Regions from separate parts of the Homo sapiens genome. Here regions 1 and 2 are each linked to region 3. The links are chromatin loops, found by intact Hi-C in ENCODE. Cell type or tissue: endothelial cell of umbilical vein. All regions are shown on one strand. Links, peaks and the distances in the headings refer to the core of each region. The heading gives the core; the rest is flanking DNA.

Region 1 (11,226 bases), core at 5,423-7,922, 57 kb after region 3:
CTGTTGTCATTCTGGAGGCAAAGAACCTGAAGAAGATGGATGTGGGTGGCTTATCCGGTAAGCCTGCAGTGTTTATTGATTTTTTTCAAATGCTGTTTCGTCGTGGATACCAAATGCATGGCGCACATGCTGCGACTCCCCACTTCTTAATTGATCACAGTTCTCTTTCCTATGGAGCCTGGAAGCAGTCTCAGAATTCATCCCAACACAGTGCCCCAGGAAGCCACTCTCAATTCATAGGAATTAGCATAGAAGATGAAATCTATTTTCCTTCTTTGGAGCCAAAGTATCAATTGTCTTTTTAATGGCATTGAAAGCTGAAAATGTTTGCTTCTTTTCTGAAAGAGAGTGTTCATGACAGATTATAATTTTGTTGAGCTTAGAGGGGGTTTTTGGTCAAAATTCACCCACGATATAAAAAACAATGTTTTCCATGAGACTTATTTATTAGGTATTTGATAGCCTAACATAGTTCCTACGATACCATTTATTAAAGACACAGCATTTCAATATATATGCATAATGAAATCTCTGTTTCAGAGTGAACCCCTATGGTAATGCATTTAATTCCACAGCTGACATTGAGGATGGGAGAGATGTGGGGATTGAAATTTCCATACAACCCAACCTTAGTAAAACGTGGTGGATAAAGTATACCCTGGCTCAAAAGCAAAGTCAACTCAAGGACTTGTCACTTCCACGGTTGAACATAATTTTTCTTCTTCTGCATATGATTAAATCAATTATATTTTTAATTTTCCGCTAAATCATTAAAGTGTGAGGAATTTTCTTGATATGCCACAAGGTCATCATAAATTGACTGCAGTTGTCATTGTTTGTGGCTGTGGAATTACAACTAACATTACTGGTTATTCAACACTTTCTTTAATAAAAATATTGCAAACTTCAAAAGGTCATCCTAAGGCAGCATGGTGATTTTTTATTCTAAAGCATAACAGCTAAAAAGTGCTACAGCTGAGCTTCCCCTCACTTACCCACTAATTTGTCGACCAAATTCTCCTGGTACCTGAGTGTATTTCTCTTTATAAATAAGTCACCTGGGGAAGCTGTACTAATTCTTTCATGTCATTAAGACCCTATTTAATAACTTGCTGTTTTTATTGTGCCTAGCAGTGTAACACAGCAAATTTGAAGCAAAGAGCACAGTGTTCTCTAGAAGTATAGAGTATTTAATGTGACTATAAGTGAAAAACATGCAGAGAAATTTTTAACTACAATAACAGTTCCCTCCTAGATTATTACTTAGTTTCCTAAGGTAACTTCAGACACCTTTAACATTTCCCTGTCCTTTGGTTCAACAGCCAACTATCATGACATGATTTCTTTGTATCCTGTCTCTTATGCTTTGTCCCAAATATCCATGCCAACCATCCCCTCATAACCTATGTCTAGTACTCTGCTAGTCTTCCTAAGTCATCCTATCTGCTTCAGCAGATAGGATTTGTCCTGGCTTCTTCCGGGGTCCCAGAAATGAGTTCCCATCATCATAGAGAGATATTTCAACCACGAGTTGTTCATCCCAGTTTGCTGTCTGTTTCCACTAGGACTTCTCCACCGTCTGTCCCCTTCTCGTTCAGTGGCATCAGAGAGGCTGGCTGCAGGCATTTTGGAACTTGGCTAAGGGAAGTTAGGTCTAGCAGGTTATTTTTATGGGGCTTACAGTCATATAATGTATAGTGAGGTTATTGCTAGCTATCCCAAAGAAGGAAGGGTACCTGCAATGCACTAACTAACTCAGCATTGTGAAATGAATAAGGAAAGGCCAAAGGTCATACCTAATTTTGTATTCATAATTTTATATTCTTTGTTTCTGAAGAGAACCAGCAAAACCATATTAGCTTCAGGATCCTCACAACCTGGGTTCACCCCTACATTTGAATTACCTGGAAGGAGTTTAATTATTAAGTAAGAATATTTAAAGAGTAAATATCCTGAAAAGCCCTAATTTTAAGGGCTTCTCACTGCCTGTAGAATTAAGCCATAATCACTCTAATCACTTGAGTCTACATAATGTAGATATGTCCAGCCTATGTCATGCCATATCTCATTTTCACCAAATTGACCAACACACTCTTTTGCAAACAAACTATACAACTTTCTGCCTCTATTACTTGCTTAGGTCGTTTCCTTCACCTGGAATTCTCTTCCTTCCAACAATGTCTAGCCAATTCCTACCCATTCTTTAGGCCCAGCTTAAGTATTATCTCCTCCATTCATTCAATAAACATATATTGTGTCCCTACTTTAAGTCAACATTGTTCTGAGCACTAGGTTTACATTTGTGGATAAAACAGTGCAAAAGACCCTCCCCTCCTGCAGCTTGCATTCTAATGTAGGGAAACAGAAAAGAAGCCAACAGATAGCAAAAGCATGAGTCTACCAAGAGATAACAGGTGCTATGGAGCAGTAAAGCAGGAAGTAGGATAAGGAATATTGGGGATTCATCTTAAATGGGGTTCAAAGAAGACCTCTGAGTAGGTGGCATTTCCGCAACAACCTGGAAGAAGTGATGAATTGAGCCACGGCGCGTCTGGGAGAGAGAACAACCACGGGGCTTCTGGGAGAGAGAACAGCCATGGGGTGTCTGGGAGAGACAACAGATACCTCGTGGCTCACTTCTTCACTTCTTCCAGGTTGTTGCTGAAATGCCACCTACTCATGAGGTCTTAAGACCTCATGGTTTTAAGATCCATCCCAGTAGAACAAATCTTTGCCTTTTTTTAAATGCCATTAGCCATTTGTTTACACCCCTCAAACATCATGCTTCTCTCTCACTAGACTGTGTTCTGTATTTATCCCTCCCACAATGCTCTCAGTGATGGGTAGCACTAAGCATAGCTGCTGAATGAATAATGAATTATTTACAAAGGAGCTATGGCCTGAAAAAACAAGTCTTGCATTTCAAATGTGTCTAACCCACTTACCATTAAAATAACTTTAAGCACTTGGATGGTCTGTCTCAAAGTAAGTTGACCTATGTACGAGGAGACCAAAATTATATAATAAGATCATTCCAGGTAATTCAAATGCCAAAGTACATTTGCTGGAAATGACTAGTTAATTGGAACCAAAGTGGGTTGTTTTGCCAGAGTTTAAACTCCATCTGCCACTAACTAGCAATTTGACATTGCACAAGTTATTTATTTAACTCTTCTAAGCCTCAGCTGCATTATCTATAAAGTGGGAATAATGAGAGGACTTTGTTGATGATGCTATGAGAAATAAATGAAAGCACAGGGCCTGGCACAACTAAGTACTCACTAAATACTATTGTAGTCATTTCTATTAGTAATTTTATCAAATCTTGGGATAAATATGCAACATGGGAAAGCAACCAATGGATGATTTAACCAATTACTTGCTTCAATGGGGAAAAAAAGTTTATCTTATTGTTTGATGGAATTAGCTGATTAATTCAGGCAAACGTATCAGTAGGCCCACATTTTGCATAGACACTATAGTGAATTAAGATAATTAACAAAACATTTGAGAAAATAAAACATGAAAACATATGTAAAATAATTTTCTTATTGCTCTCCAACAAGGTTATTTCCTTCCTGCAGTATTCATTCAAAATGCATTGCACAAAGATTTGGCCTCTATTGTATATCCACATGCAAAAAATGCAAATCTCAGCCCTTCATACTTTACAGTGACAAGCCTAATTGGACTATGCACATCTCTACAGTAGATCCTTGCATTTGCATTCTTAATATCCCAACTTTCAAATGCTTGTGAGCAACAGTGAGGATTTCTGAATTTAACTGCAGTCATGTGTTGATTAACAACAGGCATACATTTTGAGAAATGTATCATTAGGTTATTTGATCATTGCACAAATATCATAAACACAAACCTAGATGGTGCAGCCTGCTACACACCTAAGCTATGTGGTATGGCTTATTGCTCCTAGGCTACCAATCTATACAACATGTTACCATACTGAATACTGTAGGTAATTGTATTTGTGTATCTAAACATAGAGAAGGTACAACAAAAATACAGTATTATAATCTTATGGGACCACCATTCTATAGGCAGTCCATCCTTGACTGAAATGTGGTTACACAGGGCATGACTGTATTTGTATTGAGATCTTGAATCTTGCAGGCTGCAAGACTGTTCTTCAGGAGCAAGTTGGTGCTGTAGAACATGTGTAGGACTTTTTGCCTTATACGTGGAGACAATCAAGACTTCTGCCTCTTAAACATGTCTCAATAGCTTCGTTGCCTTTTACACATCTCTGTGTGGAGTAAATCTTCCTTCAAATAAGAAATGTTTTCTATTTGGGAAAATTGGGGAAGAGAATAAAGAGGTCAAAGTAAAGGCATTGGAAACATTGAGGCTTCCCAAAGGTATGAGGCTGTGTGTCTCATAGTTTTAAGCTAAAGTATATAACTTTTATTCTTAAATTTGTACCTGTGTAAACTCCTAAGTCAGAGACTAATCAGATACGTTGCTACTTGTCCCTATTTGTGTCATAGCAATCACTTTCCTCAAGTTTGGTGTTTTGTTTTGTTTTTTGTCATCTCAGAAATTTGACACGTCTGAGTACAGCTTTAATGAGGAATGTCAACACTGTAAGTTTAGTTTAGGCTTTCTGTTGTAAATTAAATGAAATTCTGAAAGTTTTCTATTTAAGGACATGGCCGTTTAAAGAAGGAAACACTAAACTTTAAAATAAGCAAAAATTGAAGTGATTATAGCTTTTAAATTTTGATCTATTCCGTAGAAATTCTGTTTTTCTACTTCAATCTGAGAATTATTTTTAACTGTTAAAAAGTCACATTATCAGTTATAGAACACTTTCTAATTTAGAAATATTTTTTAACTTGGTTTTCTCATGTGGTTCTCATGATAGCCCTGTGAGATACTTTCTGAAGATAGCATTCTGATTTTACCAGTGAGAAAATTGAAGCTTAGAGACATTAGACAATGTCCATAAACTATCTTCCTGCATGTGGCACATAGATGGGGGTGTTCAATACTTGCAATTGCTCTTATCACTACTGACATTTGATCTCAGCTGATTTGAGGGTAGGACTGAAGTTCAGATCCCCCCAGTTCTCAATGCAGAGGACTTTCTAATATAGCATTCAGCCTTGCCCACACCCCTACCTTCAAGATGGGAGAGCAAGGATTCCTCAGCTCTAACCTGCGTGAGGTGCCTCCCCTGCCCAAAGCCGAAACATCAAGATGAGGTCGTCACAGTAGGGAAGACTAGAAATGGAGTCTTCATGGATTGTTGGAAATGGAGGGATTCTTGGAGACTGGGGAAAATGTTCGTAACTGTAAACCCTTAAGGATACTCCTAGTCAAATAGCTCCAGGGTGCCCCCTTTCTTGCCTTCTCAGAACCACAAATTGATTTTCTTGCTTCACTTGTGGTTTCTGGCAGATTCCTCTTCTTGCCTGGCCCAATATGAAACAGAATGTGATCTCACAGACATGTTCTACTTCCCTCATTCCCTGAAGCTAGCACCTAATTCTTCTGAGACTTTTTTCTGTGTTTGTACTGCTAGTAGCCATGGCAAATCAACAAGGGTAAAAAGTGTGCAGTTCTGCTCGTTTGATGTGGTTTGCATTCACCTAAATTGGAGGAGTAGGGAACATAACAAAAGTATGTCAAGCATGGGGGCAAGCTGGAAACCCATATGGTAAAGGGCTGAAATCACATGTAGCTATTCCAGCAGCCTCCTGAACATCAAGGAGCTAGGGAGGTGGCTAGGAGGTGGGATCAGGTCAACAATGGTTGCAAAGTGCTCTCCTTCATCATTTTTCTGTCCCTTTCACTCTGTGTTCTATGACCCATCCCTAGTCCTCTTCCTGGCCATCCCTAGTCCTGCCTTGTTACTATGAAATGAAACCTGTACTGTGAAAAGCAACATTTGGGGCTGTAGGAGAGTTCCTCCAAAACATCTCTAAGTCTCCAAAAGAAAAGGGAAATGAAATGTTTGAAAGTGGCAGCAATTACTTGAGGGAAATGATAGAGAGGGAACAGGGGACTCGTGGTGATGAAGGAGTCACCATCACTATATGTCACACTGCCAGTGTGTGGATTAGCTACTGTGACCTAGGCGAGCAAAATTTACCCTGTCCCCCTCCCTCCACCCACACACACTCTGTTTTCTGGAAGATGCCATTTTTTAAATGTTAATCATGGGTTTGTCTTTTCTCTAGCTCCTTTTCTACTGTCCTAGAAATGTAATTTGGGAAATGCAGCCAGATTTAAATATTTGAGATCATTTAGGAAAGAGCAACTCACCCAACCTCAGGTAACTACTAGATTCCAAGGAGAAACCATGAACCAGCAGAGGTAGGTCATTCCCTCAGGCGATATTTATCAACATGTGATATTTTGCATAACCCCATCAAAATCACCTAGGGTACTTATTAAAAACTAAGATTTCAAGGACTAATTCAAACCAAGCTGTGACTGAGTATCTAGGGGTGGGAACCTGGAAATTGCCTTTTAAACAGGTCCTCCCCGTCCATACACACATACCCATGTTATTTTTATGCATCTTAAATTTGAAAACTACACTTCAGAGGCTTAAAATGCTATGTCATAATTTTAACTGAGGCCTAGGTCAGCCAAGTTCCAAGTTAGAATTTTTTTTTTTTTGGGTCAGTAACATAGAATACATCTTTTGCTTTATATAATGGAATTTCCTCAAATAAGAAGTTCTATTTCTTTCATCAGTCCAGTATCCTCTTCCCTGAAAAATACCTGGCCCACATGTCTAAATTATTATCTTTTTTTCTTGAGTCTCCTCCACTGAAAGAGGAAATAAAAGCAATAGATGTTTCCTTTGTACATTCTGAAGTTGTTTCCTAGTACCCTTGACTACCACCCTTATCTGTCCTTCCACTGGTGCTGAAAGCACAACAAAGAAAAACACTCCAAATTCAATTGATGTGAACTAAAAGCCACCAGTCTGGGAGCCGGGCCAATAAATAAAATGGCAAAAACTTATTTGAACCAATTAGACAGGGATATGCAAATTAATTGGCCATGATATCAGGGTCAAGCAATAATATGCAAATAAACTGGCATCTTATTGAGCTAATGGGACAGGAATATGCATAATAATTTGGCTGTGATGTCAGAAGCTTCATCATAATTTTAGGCATGAATGTTACAATATAATATCAATTCTGGGATACTTCAAAATGCTTAATTACAATATTGATAAAATAATCTGAATTCGTAAAACATGAACAGATTGGTCTAAAAAACAAATGACAAGTCTTGAAACTGGATCATTCTAGAAAATGAGTAATTAGAAAGGATTATAGCCAAGCCCGGTACAAGTTGGGACCCAGGCACAGTTATCCACAGAATGGATAGAAATGCTCTGCCTGAAGGACTAAAAGTTTTAGAGAAATGAGCAGATGTGAAATCAAGAGAAATAAGTGATAGGCTGTAATGTATTTGTTCAGAAGAGTTAGCCCAAAAACTCCTAAGTAGATTCTTTAGCCAGCAGGTATATATCCAATCAGTCAACAAACATCATGTGAAAACTCCTCTGTGCCAGGCACCATGCCAGTCCTTGAGAATATGAGTAAAAACAGCAGACACTTGCATAGCAGAATGTGAGCCCAGACACTGTTCTAAATGCTTTACATATGGCTAACTGATTTAATCCCCAGTACAACCCTATGAGGTAGATACTATTTTTAATGTGATTTTATTGATGATGGAACTGAAGGACAGAGAGGTACATAACTTACCCAAGGTCACAGGATTACTATTTGACAGAGCTAGGATGTCAACCCAAGCAGACTGTCTTCAGACTCCAATGAATAAAACCTGATGTCTAGGTCCTTATCATTGCTCAGCAGGTTCAACCTGGAGAACAGGTGGATAACTACATGCTGCAGTTTGAAAGATGTCCAAAAGTGACCTGATTCCAAATATCCTCTATACTCAAGCTAAAATTCTATCATGGAACTCACTAACATAAATCAGTTGGTTGACTGTTTAATTAGTTCTTCAGCTACTTAGACAGCAAAGGTGAGATCAACAAGTCCATAACACCAGACATTGAATAGTTATAGATGATTTTTATGCTGGAAAGGACTGTATCAGTTTCTCCCTAATGTACAGATTGGTATGTTATTTTAGTGACTTATTCTTCACACACAAAAGAAGATGAGACACAAAACAGTGACATTTCAGCTGTATCTGTGGTACAGAAGAGAGGTTGCCGAACATGGTAGAAGAGAGTCCAAGTTTAAGGGATTTGAGTGCCTTTTAGAGATTAAAGAAAAATTTTACCTACAACTAAATTTTAGCAAGGGCTAATTCTGTAAAGGAGTATGTGATATTATTGGGAGAGGGGCAGTATGATGTAGGAGTACAAAAGCTTACTACCCTTGTAAATTGTTATGGGACTCTTTGGGTCAAAATTACATATATAAATACTAAAATTAAAGAAATTTGAATTGCAATAGACAACTTACCAGGAAAACACATGTCAGCTAGATAATTTTAACAAGAGAAATCTACAGATGAAGAAGTAGAAACAGGGAGTTCCAAAGAGGTCTGTTCTAAGGCACTTTCACCAGTCACCTTAAAACTCATAATTCTGAAGATAAGATAAACGTTTCCAGCCATTGAAATGCAAAGCTCAGTGGTAAATTTAAAAAATCTAGCTAAGCTGAGTAAGCCAAAAAATGTGGTAGATGTGCTTCATTTGGGTCAAGCTAAAAAATAATACACTAAAAGGAAAACGTGACCCAATTTAGAGTATAGAGTAATAGGATCAATTATAAATCAAGAAAAATGTCACATAGAACCATCCATTGAAGACATTCACCAAGTGAACATGTCTTTTTTGCTACCCCAAAAAAGGCTTGATGTTGTCACAGAAGATTTTATAAATAAAAGGGAGGGAAAATCTCCTACCTTTGTCCAATTCCAGAGCTCATTCATGTGTACAACACACAGAGTTTTGGTTGTTCACCTCAGAAAAGACAGTGGTATTAGATGACTATCTGCTGGAGGAAAGCAGCTACAATAAAGGGATGAAGGGGCCGTGTGTGAGGACAGGCTAGGAACAGCGGGACTTTGTGGTCTGAAAAGGATATGATGAAAGTCTGAAAATCATGAAAGGTAGAGCTAGAGTAATACCTACCTATTTATCACATCCCACAATACTAGAATCAGGAAGTCACCTTGATGTTTGAAAGAGAATAGATAAAAGGGATAGCTATTCAGGATGATCTCAAAGGCACCTTTCTACTCAAAAATTCTTTGTCAAATTTTCTTTACTACTTTACATTTGGGTTGTAAATACGTGTTGCTCTAGGAAATGGAACAGATTGAAATATAAGACTGAGATAAGTGTAGGTCTGTTTTGTGTTATAGGCTTACAAGGAGACATCTCTAAACCTTTGTGTTGTCTTGTAGGAACCCCTCATGCCTTTCCATGGGTAACCATAAATAGCCCACAGCTGCATATCTCACTAATCCAACCCAGAATGCTTACATTTGCATCCTTCAGTTGGCCACTTCTATTCCCTTCTCTTCATTCAGTATACAGAAAAAAAAATAAGGAGGGTCAGAATTTCTAATAGGTAATTGCACTGGGAGGAATAGAGTCCCCACAAATTCCTATTTTTAAAAATTATGTTTAGTGGGTTCTTTCAGGAGATATTTGGGAGTTTCTAATAAAACTATTAGAAACATGTAGCAAAAGTCGGTGCTATTCCCCCTTCCTTTTACAAAGGTATAAGATTCCTGTTAGTAAAGCCTATAATAGGTGACAAAAGCATGCAAAGTTTTGAGTCTCAAACACTATAATAATGCTCAGAAATGGAAACATCAAAGACAGTCTTTTAAAAACAACTGTACTGGCCAGGTGCAGTGGCTCACACCTGTAATCCCAGTACTTGGGCAGGCCAAGGTGGGAGGCTCGCTTGAGCCCAGGAGTTTGAGATCAGCCTGAGCTGCATAGTGGGACCCCCATCTCTACAAAAAAAATTAAAAAAAAAAAAAATAGCCAGGAATGGTAGCGCACACCTGTGGTCCCAGCTACATGGGAAGCTGAGGTGAGAAGATCTCTCAAGCCCAGGAGGTCAAGGCTGCAGTGAGCTGTGATTGTGCCACTGCACTCCAGCCTGAGTGACAAAGCGTGTCCCTGTCTCAAAAAAAAAAAAAAATTGTACTTTATTATAATCACTTCTGCTTCCAAAAGTATATACTGTTTCTACTTGGTTCCTTAATCCCTTATTCTTAATCTCAGTTATAAAAATATCATTCTTGTTCCCTTTTCACCATAGTCTTGCCACTTGCTGCACCATGAGCTACTTTGAGAGCAGGGATTGTGTCTACTTATGTCTGTGTTCTCAGAGCCCCTAGCATATATGCTGAAGAAACAGACCTTAATATACCCTGCCTAAACAATCAGTTTTAAATTTTTAAATTCCACTAATCTAACTGATTATTTTGTCTTCATCTTCCAAATGATCTGACTTAATTTCATCACTTAATGCAATTATTTTGGCATCATATAGTAGTAATCCTATTATAATAGAAATATCGGCTCATAAATAAAAACCAGACAATGGAATTCTTAAAACCAATTGGTTATTTTAGCCATCATTTTCAGAAGATTTTACTTCCTTCCTTCATTTCCCCCCTCCCCACCCCCTTTAATGGTTAAACGAAAGAAAAACAGACTATCTCCAAGAGATAAAAGAGAGTGACACAGAAATGCACACATTACTGTAGTTATACCTCAACGACAGTCATAAAGGCATTTTCAAGGGAAAAAGTAAAGACAGAGAATGATCCCTTGGTCACCTTTTGCCCAGCATGAACAGATAAGGCAATGATTCAGCATCTTACTTGTCCACTGTTTTAAAGACTAACTCCTTATCAAAGGAAGTCAAAAGACCATACCGGCTGACAGCCTTTTTAAATTACTAATGGCCTAAATTTTGCGGTACATCATTTTCAATGATGACTGGACAACTAGGAGGCTTCCTATAATTTTTTCTTTCAGAAATAAATGATTTTATTTAACTTAAAAAAAGAATTAAGCGCATTTATTTTATATCCTCAGAACCACTGAAACTGCTTTTAGCCAAAACTAAAGCAACATGATTAAGAAATTAATAGATTTCAAACTACTGATTTCAGTCAACAATATGACAGTGTAATTAACTAATAAAGTGTCCCGTTAACAAACAAAAAGAG
Region 2 (11,226 bases), core at 3,325-5,824, 52 kb before region 3:
GCCTTGAACACTGTCTCCTCACACGGTGGCAGGTGGAAGAGCAAAGGGGCAAATACTGTGTGAAGCCTCTTTTATAAGGCATTAATCCCATTCACAAGGGAGGAGCCCTCATGACTTAATCACTTCTTAAATACCTTGACTTTTAAAATTACCACACTGGTGATGAAGTTTCAACATATGAATTTTGGGGGACACATTCAGACAATAATGGCCTCTGAGGCAATTATCGTTAATTCTATCTGGAATCATAGTCATTTATCTCTTATCTCAATTATTATGATTTTCTGGAAAATTAAGGGGATGCCTTGATTTCTTTTTATCACCCTTGTCCAGCCCAGTGGCTGGAACATAAGGGTTCAGTATAAGGTTGACAGAGCATTCAGTTATTGGGGGTGTTAGATGGATAGAGTGATAGAAGTAAAGATGTACAGTTGCTGAGAAGTCAAAGAATAAAAGCAACAGATTCAAAGGATAAAGGTTTTTTTAATCTAGAAATTTTAAATTTGTTTCCAATTCCAAGTGTCATAGAGGTTGGGAAAAATAAAGATAATTACATTTAGTGATGAGTTTATCACCTGTGACTTTACAGTGTATGGTTTTTATAGAGCAGATATTAAAATTTTAGGGAGGGTATTCAAAAGTCAAGTATGATGAGGCATCTTTTCTCACCTGTATAGAAAATGCATTCTCATTTCTCCCATTTACCGGTACTTTCGGTTCACTGCTTTTAAAAAGATATCTGAAGTTAAAAACCATCTAATATGTATAACTCATGAGGCAGGGAAGGCTTTTCTTATAATTGGACTTTACAATATTGTTTTTAAACATTCTTGGCCTAGAATTAACATACCACTGCTGGGATATATAGAGTATAATGCAAAGTAACACAAGCAAAGTCAGTGATACACAATTCTTCCTCATGAGAGAAACAATTTATGGGAAATTATTAAGAACTCCAGGATTATTAGCATCCCACCTGCAATTGAGAAAGGTAAAAACATATATTCCCTTAATACATGGTAGATTGTTTAGCAACCACCTACACATTGGCCGTGGATCTCTAAACATTTAATGAGTGCCTGCTGTGTACTAAACAACCTTCTAGAGTACACAACAATGGCAGTGGAAGACATTTACAATACAATAGATGCTTTCAGCACACAAACATAGATACTCAAAAGGCTCACAGTTATAAAAGAAAACAAAAAAAAAATAAGAGTTGAAAAACAGCTTCCAGAGCAGTATTTCAAAAACCGCAGGAAGCTATAGTGAAAATCTAGGAAGATGCACAGTGAAGGAACACAAAGTATGAAAGTAATAAGAGCCATCTTGGCTGCTGAAAATATTTCTCTTAAGAAAGAACATCTTGAATTACGTGTTCAGAAAATGAAGGTCAATAAAGATCTTATTGGTTAGAAAAAATAGCGAAGAATAGTCCGAATAATTAAGTCAAATTTTAAAGTTAACTTACACAGAACTAAGCCCATTTGACCCAGTTGGCACAGTCCATTTAAATCTTCCTTAGGATGCCCCACATTAAAGTAGGTGAACTAATCACATAACATTGGTGCAAACCAATGAGATTTCTGAAAAAAATATTTTAAGTGAATCCTCCATTAATGGAGAGTTGAGAAGATTATTTTTAGATCCAAAAGACAGGATTTAATAGTAAGTGAGATGAATGAGATGGATAAAGGGTACAGTAAGATTAGATTGATTAAAATAAAAATATATTAGAAAAAAACTAGGACTCAACAGACGGAGAGATTGGGTTGTGCAGGTGATGGAGAACCTCTATTGTACCTGACATTCTTTAAAGGAGGAAAATTAGCATATTCAAAAAAGAAAAAATATTTTGACAATAGCATGAAAGCCAGAGACCTTTCTTGCCTCCTTGTTTAGAAATCATTATAGCAATTTACGCATGGAAATATCAAAAGGAAGGAGAAGTATGGTGTTTGTGAAAATGAAAAAGTCTTAAGTTTCAAAAATGCCATGGGGAGGAATTTGGCAGTGGATAGGATGTAAATGAGTACCAAAGAAGATGGAGAAGGCTAACTTTACTGAAGACTAAAATGAGAGTCAAGAGGAAATGGTATGTTCAACAAAATGCAAATAGGCAAGAAAGGCTTGCTTCTGGAATATATCAGATTTCAGATCTTGCTGACACAAACACCTCTGGGCCAAAAGTTTAAGTCAGCTGGAGACCCTTGACATTCTAATTGAGAGTTAGCCCTGCAAAGGAGGTGATTGATTAAATTGATTCTAACACATAACTGATTGTATAGAAAATCTGAGAATATTGACCCTTTAAAAATCTGTGAAATTAATTATCTGTTTTTAGAGGTAGGATATCCTTGGCAGAATAAACTGATTTTATTTCTCTGCATGTGTTTTAGCTATTTTTGACTCCGGAGCATGTTTCATCTCCCAGGCATATGGCTATTCCGGCTTAGAGTTGTTGAAGGGCAACCACTATGCAAATTATTCCCTCTTCTCTTTACCTCTTTCTTTTTTTTTTTTTTTTTTTTTTTTTTTGAGACGGAGTCTCGCTCTGTCGCCCAGGCCGGACTGCGGACTGCAGTGGCGCAATCTCGGCTCACTGCAAGCTCCGCTTCCCGGGTTCACGCCATTCTCCTGCCTCAGCTTCCCGAGTAGCTGGGACTACAGGCGCCCGCCACCGCGCCCGGCTAATTTTTTGTATTTTTAGTAGAGACGGGGTTTCACCTTGTTAGCCAGGATGGTCTCGATCTCCTGACCTCATGATCCACCCGCCTCGGCCTCCCAAAGTGCTGGGATTACAGGCTTGAGCCACCGCGCCCGGCCCTCTTTACCTCTTTCTATATCTTCCATCTGAAGAGTTGGAAGTGTGAGTGGTGAGAAATCACATGCATCCAGAGGAGACAGACTCTAAAGGACATACACAACTCTATGGAAGGACTAGACTAGCAGCCCAATCAGGTAGTTAAAGAAAGACCAAAAGTTATTGGTTTTTCTTTAGGGAGATGGCATCAAAGCATTTTGAGCCAGAAGTTAGTGCTAAGTACCTGCAGGAAGGATGTAGAAACAAGGGTCTTGTCATTTGCAGATAACCAAGCAGGTAATGTGGCAGCCAATAGCAGCAGCCCAGCCTTGGTGATGACTTTACTCCTATCAATGAACCAACAAGAGAAGGTTAGGTCACCATTCCTGGAGAAATGGAATTTAAAATTTTTCATGTTAACAGCAGTTTAGGAGAATGAAGCCTGTTTTAGAAATTAGAGTAGAATGTAAAGTATCAAAGTTTTGAACCCCAACATCAGAAGTGAATCTCCAAATCAGAATAAGGCAAATTAAGAAAGCTAGAACTCCTTAAAGTCCCCAGACCAAATAAAAAAAAAATAGGGTTGGGTCTGGAACCTGTAATATGATCATTATCATTAATATAGTGATTATTAAGCACTTTACTTGAATCATCTTAATTAATCTTCATGCAATTCTATAAGATGAATATTATCATTATTTCCATTTTAGAGAAATTAACTTACCCAAAGTTTTACCAATAATATGTATCTAGGAAGATACAAAATCTATCTAAAAGTGGTTGACAAAAAATACCACTGCATAGGTGAAAGGAGGATTCAGGACAAGAGTTGAACATCCCTTTTATAGAAGTCCTTCCAGGAAAAAAAGGAACATGGCTTGGTGTGTCTGACTTCCAGAATATGATACCTCCCAGTAAGAAAAAGCTCTTATTTCTTGTTCTTACTCACTCTTTATTAATAAATACAATTCCGGTATGTAAACATATTCCTCCGTATTCCTAATAAGGGCTTTCCTGGAACACTCACGTTGAATCACCCTCAGATATGTCAATTTCCTTGAGTCCAGCAAGAACAGACCACTTAAAATATTTCAAATTTGAGGGTAATTACCGTGCACAACTTTGGTATATCTCTGCAGTGTTTTTATATCTGTGGAAATGTATTTATAATTTATACTGCAGCAACAATAAAAATCTGTGAACAAAATGGTGAAGTCAGTGATTTTAGGATGATCCAATTCTGGTCATTTTGTTATAATAACCCAGAACTAGAAGAATCTTCATATGATAAAATGGATGATCTATGAATTGTATTTTAGGTGGGGGGAACTCAACTTCAACTTGTGTGTTAAGGGGAATTTTTTGTTTGTTGGTTTGTTTAAGAATTAAGAAGTAGCCACCTACCCTGGCTTCCACAAAGCTGGACACCAAAGGGCAAATTATGTTATCAGCATTTCGTTTTTTCTTTTTCCATCTTTGGCTTGGCTTTCTTCAGGTTTTAACATCTCTCTTAGGCAGGTGTCCTCTACATGTTGGTTATCTGGCAGCTCAAGGTTTCCATTCAACTAGTGGAGCAGCTCAGCATAAAGTGACTTTTCACTTTATGCTGAGTGCCTACCATGTGACAGCATTGTACTCAATGTGGAAATACATCAGTAAAGAAGACTGCAAAATTTCTACCCTTCTGTTGCCTTTTCTAGTTCTAGCATTTGTCACAATAGTCTCAAGTCTGAGTACTACTAATACTGACTTGGGTCATGTACTCAGCTATAGACTAATCATTTTGCCCTGGAGGAATGAAATCTCCTGACTCACCAGACCTGAGACTTATATCCACCCTTAAAGAAGGGAAGAATCACTAATACTCTAATTACCCTGATTAACAATGAGGAAGCATTATTTTTCCAGAGAGGAATTTGAGTGCTTTTACCAAACAATGGATATGAACCTGGAGGGAAAAAAAAAATCAATTAAAACTCCAAAATCCAAATTCAGGAAAATTAAATGAGGAAATCTCCCCAGAAAATAAATAGAACTTGCTCAGATAAGAGAAAATGGAAATTTGAGTCAAAATAAGCCTCCTTAGTCATCAAATCTAGATACTCCCTCACCCAGTCAACAAGCGCAGGTAGCAAAATAGTCTTCCCATAAAGAGTAAGTTGGTGGATGAAGTTGCACTTCTATGGATAACCACACTCTGTAGTCATCGCCTGAATGCATTGTCTGAGGTTTATAACTTCTATTTATAGAAGTTCAGCACTCACCAAGTGAAGAGCTCTGGGCTATAGATACTTGCTTCCTTCCATGGACAGTAAAAAGTGTGTTCAATCTTGACTTAACCCCAAGTGAGTAGAACTCAGGCTGTTAGTGATTGAGGCCTCAGGCTTGGTAATTTATAAAATATACTTTGCTTTTCTGTTTTATGGAGGAAAACCTGCTTACTTCCATGCTTTGGAAAAACTGATTCAAAACGTGTCTAATATGCTGACTTCAACTAAGTGTATAGTAACTGATAAATATCTCCTAATGGAGTTTTATTTTTTTTTCCAATAACAGTGTTATGGTAGTTGAATATATGTTTTTCTTAACAAGATAGATGATTGATAGATAGATAGATAGATAGATAGATAATATATAGACAGATGTGTATCTATATATCTATGGATATTTGAAGAGCAAAAATTTACAGATTTATGACATGGTAGAGCATGTTAGTTACCAGCATAGATTTCACAGCTACACGGCCTAAGTTTAGTAAAAAATCATGACTCTATCATTAAGCTTCTAAATGTGAGCAAGAACCTACTCTGAGATTTTCATCAGAGAAATGAGAATAAAAATGGTACTCACATTATAAGATTATTGTACATATTAAATGCATTAATATTAAAAATTTAGAACAATGGCTAATTTATTGTTGACATTCAATAATTTTAAGGATTATTATCATCATCATCATCATCATCACCATATTTAGTATACATTCACTGCAAGTAACAGGATTCTTAAGCAGAGGTAGTGGTCATTAGTACTGTTCAAAAAGTATTTCTGACTGCGCCTGCTTAGGGGCACTTGGCAGAATTGCACTTTTTTTACTCTCTTGTGGGTAGAATTGTGTGATTCATTCTGACAGGGAAGTTGTGAATGGAAGTGATATGCTTCACTTCTGGGATAAGCATTTGATTGTTGATATGAGATCATCCAGACCTCATTCTTCTTTCAGGAACAGAAACCAGCAATTTTGCAGGTGCTCCTGCTCCATCAACCCAGGTCTCTAAGTGACTGCAATAAACAGAAGTTCTACTGATCCACCGTAGACCTGTAGCATGAGTGAGAAATAAGCTTTTGTGGTGTTATACCCCTGAGACTTCGGATTGTTTGTGACATTACTGGTGCATAATCTAACTTATCCTGACTAATACAGCCACCTTACACAATAACGCATTTAACTTTCTCAGATAAAGTCAAGTAATGGAGAAGGAAGTTCCAGAGCTAGTTGACAGGTTGAGCCAGTAATTCTGAGCCTTCTCTGAATCATTAAAGAACAGCTGTGGCAGCTCCAAACATCATATTCCCACATAGCAATACAATCAGGAAGTGGAATGGTGGGGAGCAAAGGCAAAAAGGATCTTTTCCCCTAGTGCTCTCTCTTTTATCAGGGAGGAAAATATTTTCTGAAAGTCTCCTCCAGGTTTCCATTATATCTTACTGTTAGTGCTAAATCTTATATCCAACCCTAGACCAATCAATGACAAAAAGAAAAAAACTATAAGCTTGCCACATTTTATCATGTTTCACTGTATTGCACTTTAAAGATACCGCAGATTTTTTTACAAATTGAAGATTTTTAGTAAATCTGTGTCAAGCAAATCAATGCCATTTTCCCCAAAGCTACGCTCACTCTATCTCTCTCATGTCACATTTTGGTAATTCTTGAAATTTTTAAATCTTTTTCATTATTATTGTATCTGTTATGGTGATCGGTGATCTTTGATGTTACTATTGTAATTGGGGGCACCAAGAACTATGCCCATATGAGACAGTAAACGTAATCCATAAATGTGGTGTATGTTCTAACTGTTCCACCAAAAGCCATTGCCCAGTCTCTCTCTCTCTCTCTCTCTCTCTCTCTCTCTCTCTCTCTCACCTCAGAAAGCTTCCCAATTCTCTGAGACACAACAATATTGAAATTAGGCCAATTAATAATCCTGCAATGACCTCTAAGTGTTCAAGTGAAAGGAAGAGTCTTGTGTCTTTCACTTTAAATCTAAAGCCAGGAATGATTAGGCTTAGTGAGGAAGGCATGTTGAAACCCAAGACAGGCTGAAAGCTAGTCATCTCGCACAACTTAGCAAAGTTGTGAACGTAAAGGAAAAGTTCTTGAAGGAAAAGTGCTACTCCACTGAACACACAAATCACAAGAAAGTGAAACAGCCTTATTGCTGATGTGGAGAAAGTTTCAGATAGAAGGTCAAACTAGCTACAACTACCTAATTTGATGCCTAATCCAGAGCAAGATCCTAACTCTCTTCACAACTCTATGAAAGCTGAGAGAGGTAAGGGAGCTGCAGAAAAACAGTTTGAAGTTGGTTCATGAAGTTTAAGGAAAGAAGTTGCCTCCAGACCATCAAAGTGCAAGGTGAAGCAGGAAGTGCTGATGGAGAAGCTGCCACAAGTTTTCCAGAAGACTGATGAAGGTGGCCACACTAAACAACATGTCTTCCACGTAAATAAAGCAGCCTTGCATTGGAAGAAGACTTTCATAGGACTTTCATAGCTAGAGAGAAGTCAATGCCTGGTTTCAAAGTTTCAAAGGACAGGCTGACTCTTAGTAGGGATGAATGCAGCTGGTTGAAGCCAGTGCTCATTTACCATTCCAAAAATTTTACAGCCCTTAAGAATGATGACACAGCTACTCTTCCTATGTTCTATAAATGGAACAACAAAGCTGGATGGCAGCATATCTGTTTACAGCATGGTTTATTGAATATTTTAAGCCCATTGTTGAGACCTGCTGCTCAGCCAAAAAAAAGATTATTTTCAAAATATTACTGCCCATTGACAATACACACAGTCACCCAAGAGCTCTGATGAAGACGCAGGAGGAGATTGATGTTGTTTTCATGCTTGTTAACACAACATCCTTTCTGAAGCCCATGGATTAAGAAGTAATTTTAACTTTCAAGCCTTATTATTTGAGAAATACATTTTGTAAGACTGTAACTGCTGTATATAGTTATTCTTCTAATGCAGCTGAGGAAAGTAAACTGAAAATCTTCTAGAAAGTATTCATCATTCTAGATGCCATTAAGAACATTCATGATTCATAGGAGGTCAAAATATCAACATTAACAGGAGTTTGGAAGAAGTTGATTCCAATCCTTATGGATGACTTTGAGAGGTTCAGAACTTCAGTGGAGAAGTTAAATGCAGATGTGATAATGGCAAGAGAACTAGAATTAGAAGTGGAGCCTGAAGATGTAACTGAATTGCTGCAATCTCATGATAAAACATTAACAGATAAAGAATTGCTTCTTATGGATGAGCAAAGAAAGTGGTTCCTTGAGATGGCATTTACTCCTGGTGAAGATACTATGAACATTATTGAAATGACAACAAAGGATTTGGATTACTACATAAACTTATTTGATAAAGCAGTGGCAGGGTTTGAGCAGATTAACTCTGCCTTCAAAAGAAGTTTGGCTGTGGGTAAAATGTTATCAAACAGTATCACAGGCTGCAGAGAAAGCTTTCATGAAAGGAAGAGTTGGTTGATGCAGCAAACTTCATAGTTATCTTATTTTAAGAAATTGCCACAGCCACCCCAAACTTTAGCAACCACCACCCTAATTAGTCAGCATCCATCAGCCTTCAACACAGAAGCAAGACCCTGCACCTGCAAAAGATTATGACTTGCTGAAGGCTCAGATGATCGTCAGCATTTTTTTAGCTATAAAGTGTTTTTAAGTTAATATATGTACATTGATTTTTAGACCTAATGCTATTATATACTTAACAGGCTACAGTATAGTGTAAACAGAACTTTTATATGCACTGTGAAACCAAAAATTCATGTGACTCACTTTATTGCAATATTCATTTTATTGTGGTGGTTTGGAACCAAGCCTGCAATATCTGTAAGTTATGCCTGTACAAAACTGACTTAATTTGGTCATAATCCATCTCACACATCTGGGAAAGGAACCTACTATTCTTGAGTAAATTAATCCCTGCATAATACCAGAACAATTCAGCACTCTCTTAGCAAAAAGTAAGGAAGAAGAATGTCTATGTAACCAGGAACGTTTTTCATAAGAGTAATGGCCTTCTACAAGACTCTGTGGAATTGAAAGATTTCTTAAAATGAGGTGCCCTTGTGTTTGCAGTATATGCAGTTTTGTCTCAGGAGAGAGTTTTGGGTCTACTGAGAAGAAACTGAGGTATACTGATAAGTTTCACTGCTTGTGTATTGTAGTGGATAATGTGGATTTCTAAATAGATTTGCTCTGCCACATTATTAGACAGATGCCTAATAATTTAATGTACATTAAAGTATGTTAATAGGGAGAATGTGTAATCATAAATTAATTACCAAGATTATGATTATCCCAATTTTAAACAGTGCTTGAATTAAAATATATCCCTAGAATACAAAATGAATAGTGGCTTACGTGTTCTAAGGTGAGAGATAAGGGCTCTGCAACCACTTGTGGCTTTGGAAAATGACATATTTTGCAGTTTGAAAGCATGGATTTCAGTTAAACATTAAAAGCAGATGACTGCCATGACTATCTGTAACATGATCATGCAGGACAATGAGAGAAACGGCAAAAGAAATTCTGCCTTTCGGCACATATTTTCTCTACTAATATTTGCAATGCCAATTTTCAACAGCACAGGTGTATTTAATTGCCTCTGAATATTGCAATGCAAACCCATTCAATGTTGAAAACAGGAGCCCAAAAAGGAATCTCAGGCTTTGTTGGCCTGCAGAATCTTGTAGCTCCAGATTGATTTTAATATATCCAGGGAATTTTTTTTCTTTGTCATTGCGCTTTCTTTAGAAGGGCATTTAAATTATCAAACCATTACCTTATCAAGCACAAATGTGATGCCAATTCTTGTGATTTCTGAGTTATATGTGCTAAAAATTACATGAGTTCTATTGAATATTTTTATCAAGTCCAGTGATAGAAACATGTATTTTCTCATGCTGTAGTTCCAAGATCTTTAAAAGGGGTTGGTCAATAACTCAAAACCATTTTTTGATGAAGGGAGATACACTACTAATAGCAGATATGCTTCCAAAAGTTTACAAGCAATAGGAATGCTTCTAAAATTTTTAATGCCAGTTACTCTGCCTGATACAGAAGAAAAATGCCATCTACTCAAGTTAATTAATCCATGTTTCTCATTTGTTTGCCTTACACTTGAGTTTTATCTGAGTAACAATATTACAAAATGTACTTACACAATATGAGAATATTATATTTTACGCAGGGTATACCCATGATTCATCTTTAAATTAACTTCAGGAAATCTCAAATCAAAGCTTCCTAATGTTAACTTCAGCTCCATTTCCAGAGGAGACCATGTTACTAATAAAAATAGCTTCTAGCAACTTGATAAGAGAGTCTCTGTGTGTTTATGGCCAAGATAAATGATCTTAAAGATGTAGGGCACAAAAGAGAATTTTGTTGAATTTAGCCTTAACAGATATTTAGTAGCATGTATCAAAATTCAATTTTATCTGAAACTGAAGAAAACCCATCAGATATTATAATAAGACAATAACTCAATTTCAGACTTGTAAACAAAGGTGACATTAATCTATTGAAATGTGGGAAAATAGTCAACCTGTATCCTTCTCATACCATAAATCAGCATGTTTGATCACTGGAAGCTTCATTTTGATGATTAGCAGTCATGTATTGAGGCTAAATGATATGTTTGTCGCACAGCTAATATTAACTAAATCTATTTATCATCTTGCCAGTGGTACTACAGTGAGGTCACACTTTTGGTGCAGAACAAAAAGAAGCCAGGAATCTGTTAACAGCATCCCATTGTAACATTGCTGTTTTTTGTTTTGTTTTGTTTTGTTTTGTTTTTGTTTTTGAGACGGAGTCTCGCTCTGTCGCCCAGGCCGGACTGCGGACTGCAGTGGCGCAATCTCTGCTCACTGCAAGCTCCGCCTCCCGGGTTCACGCCATTCTCCTGCCTCAGCCTCCCGAGTAGCTGGGACTACAGGCACCCGCCACAACCCCCGGCTGATTTTTTGTATTTTTAGTAGAGACAGGGTTTCACCATGTTAGCCAGGATGATCTCGATCTCTTGACCTGGTGATCCGCTCGCCTCGGCCTCCCAAAGTGCTGGGATTACAGGCGTGAGCCACCGCGCGAATAAACCGAGAAAGAAAAGCA
Region 3 (11,226 bases), core at 5,055-7,554:
TGGACTAGAACATGACTAGGATGTCATAGTCACATCTAAAAAGTGAGATCCCTCCCTGAAATAAAGCCAAAGGAATGAAATCATTATTTTTCTGAATTTCAAAGTTTGTGAAAATAAGTACATCTGTTACAATCCCAGGATTAAGTAAGCTGTGTCCCAATGCTTAAATGGTACAAATAGACATGACTCTTGTAACAAAATTGTGTGTGTAGAGGGCAATTTGAGCACTTCAAAGTCATTCTTCTTAACTAATCAATAAAAGGAATATGAACATATTTTTTATTGCATTTCTAGCCTTCTTCCTTTACTCTAGGTTCTGCCCTGATGTTCTTCATCTTGTTGAGGCACCTCAGTTGACAAACAACAGAGAGATTCCAGCCATATAATATCTCATCAGGAAAACATGTCCTGCAGGTCTCCAGGATCTTCGTGGATCTTGGCTTGAAATCATTCATTAAAAACAATTCTTTTGGTGGATATCTTTAACGTGCGAAAAAAACTTTTTAATGCATTACTTAGAACAATATGTTTCTGAAAAATGAAATATCTGTGAATATGCCAGCAGGCTAATTCAAAATCACCACGTCCATCAGCCAGGCTTAGCATATGCCTTGTGTTGGCAAACATTCTGGGATGAAATAAATTGAAAATGAGGGCATGAGTCATTTTCTCAAACCTTGTTTTCAATTATGTAAAGGGGAAGTGTCTTTCTATTCACTCTAAAATTTCTGAGTTTTCAAGACAAAGGTCCCTCATGTATTGTCAGTAATCTTATTTAAAATCTGGTTTTTCTGTACCTAAGCAGTGAATTTAAAGTAGCAGTAAAGACATTCTGGAAATACTCAGTTCATGAAGAGTATCTGCTCATGAAGCTTAATCACTATAGTCAACATACTACGAAACGTAAAATGGAAATAAAATTTTAAAAATATTGTAATAGTAATCACAGTTGTTTTATTCATCTATTTATTAACCTTAACTTAGGTCAGCAGTTTCTGACCAAAACTTAGTAAGGAAATTCTTAAATTATATGAGCTAATGTATTGGGGCTTTGTTTTGTATTGCATTACCTACATTATTATTTCTTTAAAAAATGCTAATAATTTTATTAGTAATTTCTATAAAACCAAGTATAATTATTGAAATTTTTGAATTCTCTATACATTTTTATCAAGTTTCATTTTATTTCAGAAAGGTTGATCAAACTATACATAAATCCAAAGTATAATATATTCTGCTATATTAAAAAATACTTCAATTTTTCTAGAGAACTGGTTAGACATTGTAGATTACTCATCTTGAAATGCCAAGAGGCAATATGATACAGGAATGGAAGTATAAAAGACTTTAAAGAAGCCTGGCTTTACAATGGATTTAAATCACTTAACAGGAACTCAACATGCCCCAAATTAATTCATCTTCTTTTCCCCCAAAACAGTTATCTGAAGGAGCTACTAATCATTCAAACAATAAATATTTTTAAGTGCTTCTTCTGTGCTAGGTGTTTTACATATATTCATTCATCCCTAAAATAGCCCCATGAAGCAGCCATTATTACAGTATTATCACAATTTAATAGATGAATAAACTTATGTTTAATCACGTGCCCCAGGCCCTTTAGTTGGAAAGTCCAAATCTGGTACAAGGTCTGTCTGACCCCAAGTCCAGGTTTTTGACTGTTGCTCTTTGAGTACAATCACTAGAAAGTCTAGAGAGATTTTAGATATACAATAACATTTTCAAGGGTTTATCCTTACTCTAAAAAATTTTGTTTCTTTCTTTGAGAGTCAGCTCTTTGGAAGGGTTTATTTTCCATTCCTTCTAAAATGGAAAAAGGATGATGCTTACTTTTTAATCATATCATTTTAATAAAATAATCAGGTTCCAAACAGATGGTAAATAAATGACAGAAAAGAAAAACTCTTTGGAAAACTAAAATTTCTTGTATGTAGATGGCCCAATATTCTTCCTTTTCTTCCCTCCTTAATATACAGAGTTAATTGAGAAATGTTTGCTGAAGCATAAGACAACCATTTACACTGATAAAATAATAGGAAGTGTATGAAAATTGATCAAACCTTTAAGACAAGTCTAAACAATTTCTTAATTAGGTATTTCTACCCAGTTACTGAAGTGTAGCTTACTTGGATTGCACTGCTTTCACTGAATATTAAAAATGTCACTAATAAACATCCCAACCCATAGCATCTGTCCCAGATATATTTGAACAGCTGGAGAATTCATCAGTTCTTGGCCTTTTGCCACCACTCATCCTAAGGCATGTCATACCCAAGAATGAACTTCAAAACCCATATTATAATGCACCTCTTATATTCAAAACATCAATTTCCTAGTCAGTTCTTGTCAATCAGCAAATTATTTTAGGGAGTAGGTGAGGCACTTGTGAATATCATTTCAATCCTTTCAGACTCCTAGCATAGCCTTTAATAAATCATTGCTCCATTGAACTGTGGCATTTAAATGCCTTGAAAGAGTTAATGGAGCATTTGAAATAAGTTATTTGCCCCTCAGTAAGTTACACCCTGACAATACAACTTAAAACAACAATAACAACAAAATATTCTACAAGAAAAACTTACTTATAGTCAAATGCAATTGGCTTGTTTATTGTTTTATTAATCTTAAGGCTTTATAGTATAACTAACAGCAGGATCCATTATTAATAATGCTAACAGCTTCTAGAACTTTGAGATAAGGCAATAAATCACTAAAATTTCCCATTTTCTCTCAAGTAATTTTAGCCTCAAGCAGTTTGTCAAAAGTCTGAATTTAAAAAATAACCAAAAACAAAATTATCTCCCTGTTCTGTTTATGCAACGTAAATATTAAATTAAGCACCATGAACAAGTAACATGTTTTAAGCATTTTTGTGACTGGATATTTTATCCTCATGTCTTTTAATTTAGGTACCATACTCGGAATTGGGTGGCAAAACCCTAGTGATGGCTGTATATGATTTTGATCGTTTCTCTAAGCATGACATCATTGGAGAATTTAAAGTCCCTATGAACACAGTGGATTTTGGCCATGTAACTGAGGAATGGCGTGACCTGCAAAGTGCTGAGAAGGAAGAGGTAAGGGAATTACTAGCATTTCTAACATCACAAGCTGTACTCGCCAGTTGCTGCTCATATAATAACTTATTGAGAAATACTCTTTACAAAGGGGGATGTGGGCCTCTAGTTGTTGACAGCTGATAAAATAGGGTCAAGGGCACTGCACCACCTCGTTAAAAAGTGTACAGGTCTTCTGGGTGTTATCTGAAAGAAGAGAGACATTTGTGTACTGGATCTAGAAACAGCAACCCTGGACACAAACAAACACACATGCCCACAGGAACTCTTTCTAAAAGCTTACAAAAGGCCACACACACTCATAAACTACTGCTTTAAAATGACAACGAAAAATTATTTTATTTCTCATTTTTCCACAATCATTTTGTGTTTTCTGCATAGGTTATGTAGCTATTACACAGAAATAAAATGGTACTTTTTCCTTGATTGTTTCTGCATATCACAGACAGTTCATTGTTTCTCCTAAAGATACGAGAGCATGATTGGTCAAACATCAAATATAATTCACAAAGCCTGATATTAAATCCATTTTTTAAATGACTCACATTTTTATGCTACTCCTCACATTGTTTATTCCCAGTTTTAATAGTTTAGCCCAGTATTTTTCCATGACTTGAAAAGGGAAGTTCAATATGTTTAGTGCATTTAAGCTTCATAATAATCAATTGTATCTGATTATGCGATGCCTGCCTGGCACCAGCATTTTTCTCTGCAAACATTTCAGTAGACCAATACTAGAAAAGCAAACAACCCTTAGCTTCTCCAAATTCCTAAAACAACTCCTTTCGCAGTCACTCTTTAGTTCCTGACGTAAGGCTGTAATTACGCAAGAGATTGCTGACAGCTCAGTCATTTAGGATCTCCAGGTCCCTAGGATTCCCTGGCCTCTTGGGGTCACCAGGGAGATCAGAGAGAACGTCAGGCCTTCAGAGAAACTCAATCAAGTCCATCACCTGGGAATCCTCTCAGCCTAAGGTTTTCTGTGACCAATCTGAGGCTATGAACTTTATACCCCCTATATGATGAAATGAGGTTTTAGAACAGGCCTATTAATTCCCATGCTGAAATTGAACTTTTCACTCTAACATTGCTGTTTGCTATTTGATTTTACAAAATGAGTCAAAAATACTTAAGTTAAACTCTGCTCTTTTTTTTGGAAAAAAGTATGTATACTTATACTTTCCAAAAAAGAGAGCAGAGCTTAAGTATTTTTGTATATAATATTCATGTATACTTATTATATATATATATATATATATATATATATATATATTTACTGTCTCAATATCTAAGAATGTTGACTAACCTTTCTTAGACATTGACACAGATTTAGCCCTACTGTGGATATTCAAGAATACCCAGGAAAAATACCGAGTTTTAAAATTATATGATTTTATGGATAGTTCTTTCCTATAAGTGAACTAATAGTAATGTTACAGACATCTTCATGAAAAAAAAAATTCGATCATTCAGTTACAATGTTTATAATTATTTAACAAAGTAGTGGGATGTTTCATTGACTTTTTTGTTGAAGTGTTTGACTTTGTGTAAATTTTTTGGGTGATAAAGTAGGACCATAAGAAATGTTTATTAACTGATTGGTTTTATTAATTGACTGGTGTTTGGTTGGCTTGTTGGTTGAATATGAGAACATGAACCACTGGTACTTCACAATGCCCACTTGTGCAGGGTGCATGGTTCACACTTGTTACTTTCACCTGGATAATTATCAGGTGGTAATGACATCCAAGATCACACCCAGTGGGTTTCTGAAAAATTGTGCAATGTTTTTTTCTGAGCTAAGGGAATGTGGACCATTGAGCAAGTTTCCTCTTTCAGAAATCTTTGAGTACGAGCAGAGTTTGAAACTTAACACCAGGCTGACGGGTTTCACTCTAGAATCTAGGGGTTTAGGTAAACTGCCCATTCAGAATTTTAACCTAGAAAGTGGCCTAACATGATTTACCCCTTATCTTACTTACCGATGAAATAGAATAGAACATGAAGTACCCAGCATAGAGTCTGGCATATGGTAAATGTTCACTAAGTGAGAGGTCTCTCATACCTTTTTCTTGGTTAATTTTGTGTGTGTGTTCTCTTTCCCCATTTTGTGTGTTCATCTCCTCATTTGTTGTGTCTCTTCCCTCTATTTTTATCTACTTCGCTATCCTTTTTCTCACCATTGCACTTACTGAGTATCTGTAGGAGTTATTAATGGGAAATATTAATTTTATCATTACACTCGTAAAACTCTAGAGACTTTCCTCTTTGATTTCTACTCAGGAATAGAAATTTTTGGTTTTCAGTTAGACTATTTCTCTTTATCAAGGTATAGGTTATAAAAAACTGTATAAGACAGATGTCTAGCTTACAAAGTATCTCTGGATGACTAGACCCAGTTAGAAACTTTTTCATTATAAAGGAAGTAAGATTCCACTTGCATTTTATATCTGAAGAATTACATATTCTCAATGATATCTGCTCTAACTTTTCATGCCACTGTCCATTAATTGTAGAAAATTATAATTGTGTGAATAAATTGAAGTCTTAGATTGACTTTAGTTTTATGATTTTAAAGAAATTGTTTTTCCACTTTACATGAGCAATTTTGTTCATGATTTTAGTTTTGCTTTCATCTAGCAGTGTTAAGCATTATTTTTAATGTCATAATGAGATGAAAGATATCAAAGAAAGTGAGAAAAAGGAGTTCAAGGAACAGCTTTGGAATCTAGAACAAGTACTGCTAATCATAGTAAGCTGTTCTGCCGGAGACTTGGATTTAAAGAGGTTAAATCAAACCCACTGACAGCCAACTCTGTGATGTTAATTAAATGGAGTAAGGTTTTATTGCCAGAAAGTTGACAACTATAAGTCATAAGATGATGAAGTAATTGTGTAACTTAAAGGATTATGTACTATTTTAGCGACCAAATAATGTGCAAGCAATTTAGAAAGAAATGGGAAGGAACATGGATAGTGTAAGAGCCTCATTTGGAAGTGACTAGGCCCATGTTTAAAAGGAAGTGATGTGGAAGAGATAAGGTGTACCAGGAAGAGCCACAACAAAAGCACATTGTTCCCACTATTCGATTCTATCCCCAGGTGGAAACATCACTGGTGAGGTTTCCATTTGGCTTGATCGTGTTCCGCAAATTTACACAATCAAAGCCACCTCACTGGTTTCCGTTCACTTGCCGGTTTGTTTTTTCAGTGATGCACGGTCGACTACTTTCTTCCTCCACTTCCCCACCTTCTAATAGATGAAGGTGGAATTTGACCTTGGAGACAGGTCAACATTTCTCTTGTTTTTGTTTCTTTAAAACAGAAATATGTATCCTCTGAGTTCCTAGAGATGGTTATATATAAAACTGTTGTTTCTTAATTTTTTTATTTCTCAGTATATGGCTTCAAAATCATCCTTGGTAATCAGTATATAATTCTTCAGTGTGCAAAAGGCTACCAATATGTATAGCCCCAAGCTGAATCTTTGAGATTTTCTTCTCTTTAATCTTTCAAAAAATAAGTATTTATTGTATACACAAGTCAAACCTGAAACCAATCTTTATCTTTTTAGAATAATCTATTTAATATTTTGACTTAATTATTTCAAACATTACAAGCAACAGCTATGACTCCATTTTTCCCTTCTTATAAATTTCACTTATGTGCAGTTTTAAAATTGTCTCAGTTCTGCACCCCAGGATCAGGTATATCATCAAAGTATTTAAACTCTTTTTATTTTAACATTTTGTTCCTATTTATAAAGTTTATTTTTATCTCCATGCCTTCTACTGATATTTGTTATCTCTAAAAACAGCATAAGGAATAGATAGCACCAGAAAAAAAAACTAAGCCTTTTTTTTTAACATTCCGCCCTGATATGCTGCAAGCTCTCATGACTTGAGCAGTACTGTTTTATTGTTTTGTTTCCATTAGAGAATAAGTCTATCACCTCGGCTTTGTGTAAAATTTGGTAAAGAGTGATTTTTAAATGAGATTCTGTAATCTAGTGCAAATGGAAAAAAATTGATTGCAGAATTAAAACAAGTTGGAACATAATTTAATTAGTATCCAAGCAGAAGGGAAGAGAAACTACTTTAATGCTTTAATGGAAAATCAATTTTGCAAGAAAATTTCACATTTTTAAGCCTAATTAGAAAAAGATTTACTTCACAGAAAAGCATGTGAAGAATACATATTCAATCAAATGGCAACAGTTTTTTAACTTCCAATGGTCAATTCCTTAGTACTTCCTTGGAATGAGTTAAAGTCATTATTCCTTATGGCATCTTTTATGCCCAAGGATCATGAAAGAAGTGATGCTATTTCTAAGTACATTTAGCAATCAGACGGCAACTATGCTCTCCAAGAATCTCCACCCAACGATCAATGCCCTGATTGGAAATCCTTATAAAAGGTTAATTGTTGGAATTTTAAACATGGATGCCAATAAGAACCTTCCTGGTCATTCATTCACAACCTATCACATTTGAGAAATACAACAAAAACATTAATTTGCATCCATAGCATTTCAGGAATTATACTTGTTTTTCTTTACTTGTTCATTGTCTATCTTCCTCACTGGACTGAAACTCCATCCAGGCAGCAACCATGTCTATGGTTCCTCACCAAGTGTAATCACAGAGGCAAGAACACAATAGGCGTGAAAAACTATTTTTGAATGAATGAATGGAGATGTTTATTGTATTGTAAGAAATGTGTCCAAACGCCCTTTTTAAAGTCCGTGTTAATAGTCATTGTGTTCATATTTTACAAATGAAGGTTAAAGTATTCTGAAAGCTAATCAGCAAAATGTCCTAGCTCTGAATGCTGAAGATAGTTTAGTGCCTTTCTGGGTTTTTTTGGTATGTTTCTTTAAAGATAGAGGCAGTACAGATGCTTAGCAAAATCAACCTTGTTATTGTTTTTGTTTTTGGTTTTGAAAATGATAATAGATTTTGTCTCAACAACTTTTGTTTGTTTGTTAAAGGCTTATTTAGTGTCTCCCTCTTTGTAACCCTCTTTTTCATCCTGTTTCCATAATGCACATGGAGCTCATAGATTACCTTAATTTTTATTTAAATGTAAGACTGAAAGCTATGGTGTAAGTCTCTGCCTACATCATGGAAATTGATCCAGAGGAAAATGGGAAAGAATTAGTTCTAGGGAGAACTCAAAGAGTAGGAATAAAATCTAAGTTTATCATGCCTAGAATATTTGTTGTTAATCAATTTTATAATATAGTAGATATAGTTTAGTAGTATTGAATTATTTTATAGTATATTAAAACTATAATATATATTAGTGTACCTAGTATCTCTGCGTCCATATCATGGGACTTGGAACATATTGATTTCCCTTTAAACTGCTACAGAAGTATAGATGTGTTTTATTTTTTACAGTATCTTGGGTCATAGCTGTGGTTTATTTGAGTTTGAGTCTTTGGTTAGAATTTCTGTCACCAATTATAATTGTATTCTTATGTATAATAAATGTTATCCACTTCGTGATGTGGTTTCCAAGAACATGATAGGAAAAAGCAAATAACTTGAAATATCTCTCTAGTATGTAGGACTGTAATTTGCTTGCCTTTCTGGTTAAAAAGACTTTTCAGGCAGAGGTAAAAGAAATCCAAATTCTCACTTTAGAGTTTCTAAACAAAAATCCAATATTTTTTATTTTAAATTCCCTAGAAAAGTAATATAAATTAGACTCTAATTTGAAGCAAGAATTAAAGCAAGGAGAGATCCTGGACATTTTCAAAATGCACTTTGGCTACCTTCCATTGTTCTCCCTCACGTTGTCATACTTTAGCCTACTGCACCTGCCTTCCTTGTCACAGTGATAACCACCCAAAGGTCTGGTCTCACAGCCTGGCTCTCTAGCTTCCAAAGTTCATCTTCATTAAAGCTTATATTAACTTCTCTACCTATCCTATAAACACAAATAATAGCTATCATTTACTGAGAGTCTACTATATGCTGACAAAAAAAAAAATCTCATAACATTCTTCAAAATTGGCATTACCAAATCTGTTTTACAAAACAGGGAAGGAAGGGAACTGAGACCCAGGAAAGTTTAAGTAATGTGTCCAAGTTTACACGGGCAATGCCATAACTACAATTCAAACACAGGTCTAAAAGCCTACACTTGCCATTTTTTGAGATTGAGTCTCACTCTATCGCCCAGGCTAGAGTGCAGTGGTGTGATCTCAGCTCACTGCAACCCCCCGCCTCCCGGGTTCAAGCGATTCTCCTGCCTCAGCCGCCCAAGTAGCTGGGATTACAGGTGCCTGCCACCATGCCCAGCTATTTTTTGTATTTTTAGTAGAAATGAGGTTTCACCATGTTGGCCAGCCTGGTCTCGAACTCATGACCTCAAGTGACCCACCCACCTCGGCCTCCCAAAGTGCTGGGATTACACGTGTGAGCCACTGCACCTGGCCCACACCATTTTCTTTAAAGAGTCTCTCTTGGTCTTTTCAGGTCTGTCTGGCTCCCAAACCCATTTTCTCTCTACACTGCCATATTGCCACTAAGAGAGTGCAAGGATATTGTCTGTTTTGTTTATCTACTTAGGCCCAGCACATTGCACTGTGACTGCAACATCCAAAGTGCTTAAATAAATATTTTCAAGTAGATTGGTTGAACAAATTAGAATTTAACAAATATGCATTCTAATGTTCTATCACCTTTGAGAGAGTCATCTTTAAAAGATACCCAGTCATTCCAGTTGCACTGTAGTATCCTAAAATATTTTTGAATTCCAGTCCCTCTCTCCAAGTATCTTTCTCAATGTATAATACATTATCTGTTCTCAATAATGATTTGTCTTTGCTTTGAAAAGGTAAATCTCATTGAAATGGCCATAACTATGTAGGGTCAAGTATAGGCTATTAGTTGATGATCGAATTGGGTAAAACAGTTGTAATTACTGTGGGAAAGTGATGAGATGGATGTTCTTGTGAGTTTTATATTCTGATTCTGTCCTAAATGCTTTGAGCATTAACATCATTACATGGTCTCTCAAATGGTTTGCTATGGGGAAAATTCTCATTAGGAGATATAAATTCTGATACACATAGTACCAAGAAAATATAATTGTTTTAATAGAAATCAATGTAAGTATTAGGTTTTCTTTTTATCCAAAGAATAAAAGGACCGAGAGTTTTCAGCTGAATTTTAAATAAAGCAGAGCAAAGTGGATTTGGGAGCCTGGATTTCATGTGTATAAGCTGGCAGAGCAGAAAGTGAGGAGTGGGAGTTGAAATGGGAACAAATATAAAACAAAAGGAGAATGAGAATAATGATGTAGACAAGAGCAGCCTTGTTTACATCTGGTTTTTCATATTACTGAAATAATGAAAAGGGTTTTGAGTGGGAAGCAATGTGAGCAACACAGGAGAATGTTTTGTTCTGTCTTCCACAGATTTAAACCTATTCAAATGTAATCTTTTCTCTTGAGTTCATCATATGCTTGGGAGCAATATTTTTTATCTTGTTTGTGAATCTTAAAATTAGATGTTTTTACCTTCTGTCTTACTCCTACCTACCTTTGAGCAGGCCAAATGTTTGTGCTGTAAAATCTTTAATCCATTACAATCTGTTACTCTGCAATTAGATGAAATGTCAGTGATTGACTTGTACTAGTTGTACTACAGAATAAGGGAGGAGAATGAGGACTCGCTGAAAAACAAGAGCTTAAATAATTAAAGAATGCGAGAGAGAGGAAGCATACACAGACACACAAACTTACTTGCTTTAAACATGATTAAATTCTTGCCAATTATGAACAAGAACTTTTAAATACTGTAAATTAATTTTATTTATTCATTCTTTCACTGATTTCATCATATATTAAACCTCTTTTATAAGCCAGGTATTGTGCTAACTTCAGGGAATACAGTGGTGAATAAGATAGACCCCCACGTTCGGCCACCTGACCTTCCGAGCTGGCGGGGCTGAGGCTGGAGTCCTCCCAGGAGCCACAGGGGAATGAAATTTGCAGACTTCCGGGGCGCCTGGCCCTGGGCGTTGGGCGAGCCCGGGGATGGTCGGAAGGGCTGGGGGTGGGGGTGGGGGGGCGTGGGGGGGGGCGGCAGGAGGAGCCCGAACGAAGCCTTTGCGATTAC

The links. Hi-C counts contacts between places; a loop is a spot of excess contacts. Peaks named below come from ENCODE experiments on the same cell type or tissue, not always from the same donor. Only the 100,000 strongest peaks of a DNase experiment are listed, where the experiment ranks them.
Region 1: a loop joins it to region 3, with 6 times the contacts of the local background. A loop is called at or near these places in 3 of 110 quality-filtered maps.
Region 2: a loop joins it to region 3, with 3 times the contacts of the local background. A loop is called at or near these places in 2 of 110 quality-filtered maps.

The regions. Positions count from the first base shown.
Region 1 is chr12:79,353,563-79,364,788 of GRCh38, forward strand. It overlaps SYT1 (synaptotagmin 1), which reads left to right. Exons shown (of 11, transcript NM_005639.3): 9 at 1-57. Among named protein-coding and RNA genes, the nearest start is that of MIR1252, 60 kb to the right of the region's middle. RefSeq lists a silencer at 10,694-10,894. In endothelial cell of umbilical vein, for the core only: no CTCF peak of the experiment used is centred there; a DNase peak (open chromatin) is centred at 6,889.
Region 2 is chr12:79,246,578-79,257,803 of GRCh38, forward strand. All of the region lies in intron 4 of SYT1 (synaptotagmin 1), which reads left to right. Among named protein-coding and RNA genes, the nearest start is that of MIR1252, 170 kb to the right of the region's middle. RefSeq lists a silencer at 5,832-6,126. In endothelial cell of umbilical vein, for the core only: no CTCF peak of the experiment used is centred there; no DNase peak of the experiment used is centred there.
Region 3 is chr12:79,296,457-79,307,682 of GRCh38, forward strand. SYT1 (synaptotagmin 1) reads left to right here. Exons shown (of 11, transcript NM_005639.3): 8 at 2,928-3,095. It also overlaps the pseudogene LOC100420794. Among named protein-coding and RNA genes, the nearest start is that of MIR1252, 120 kb to the right of the region's middle. In endothelial cell of umbilical vein, for the core only: no CTCF peak of the experiment used is centred there; a DNase peak (open chromatin) is centred at 6,205; H3K27ac peaks cover 2,253 bases.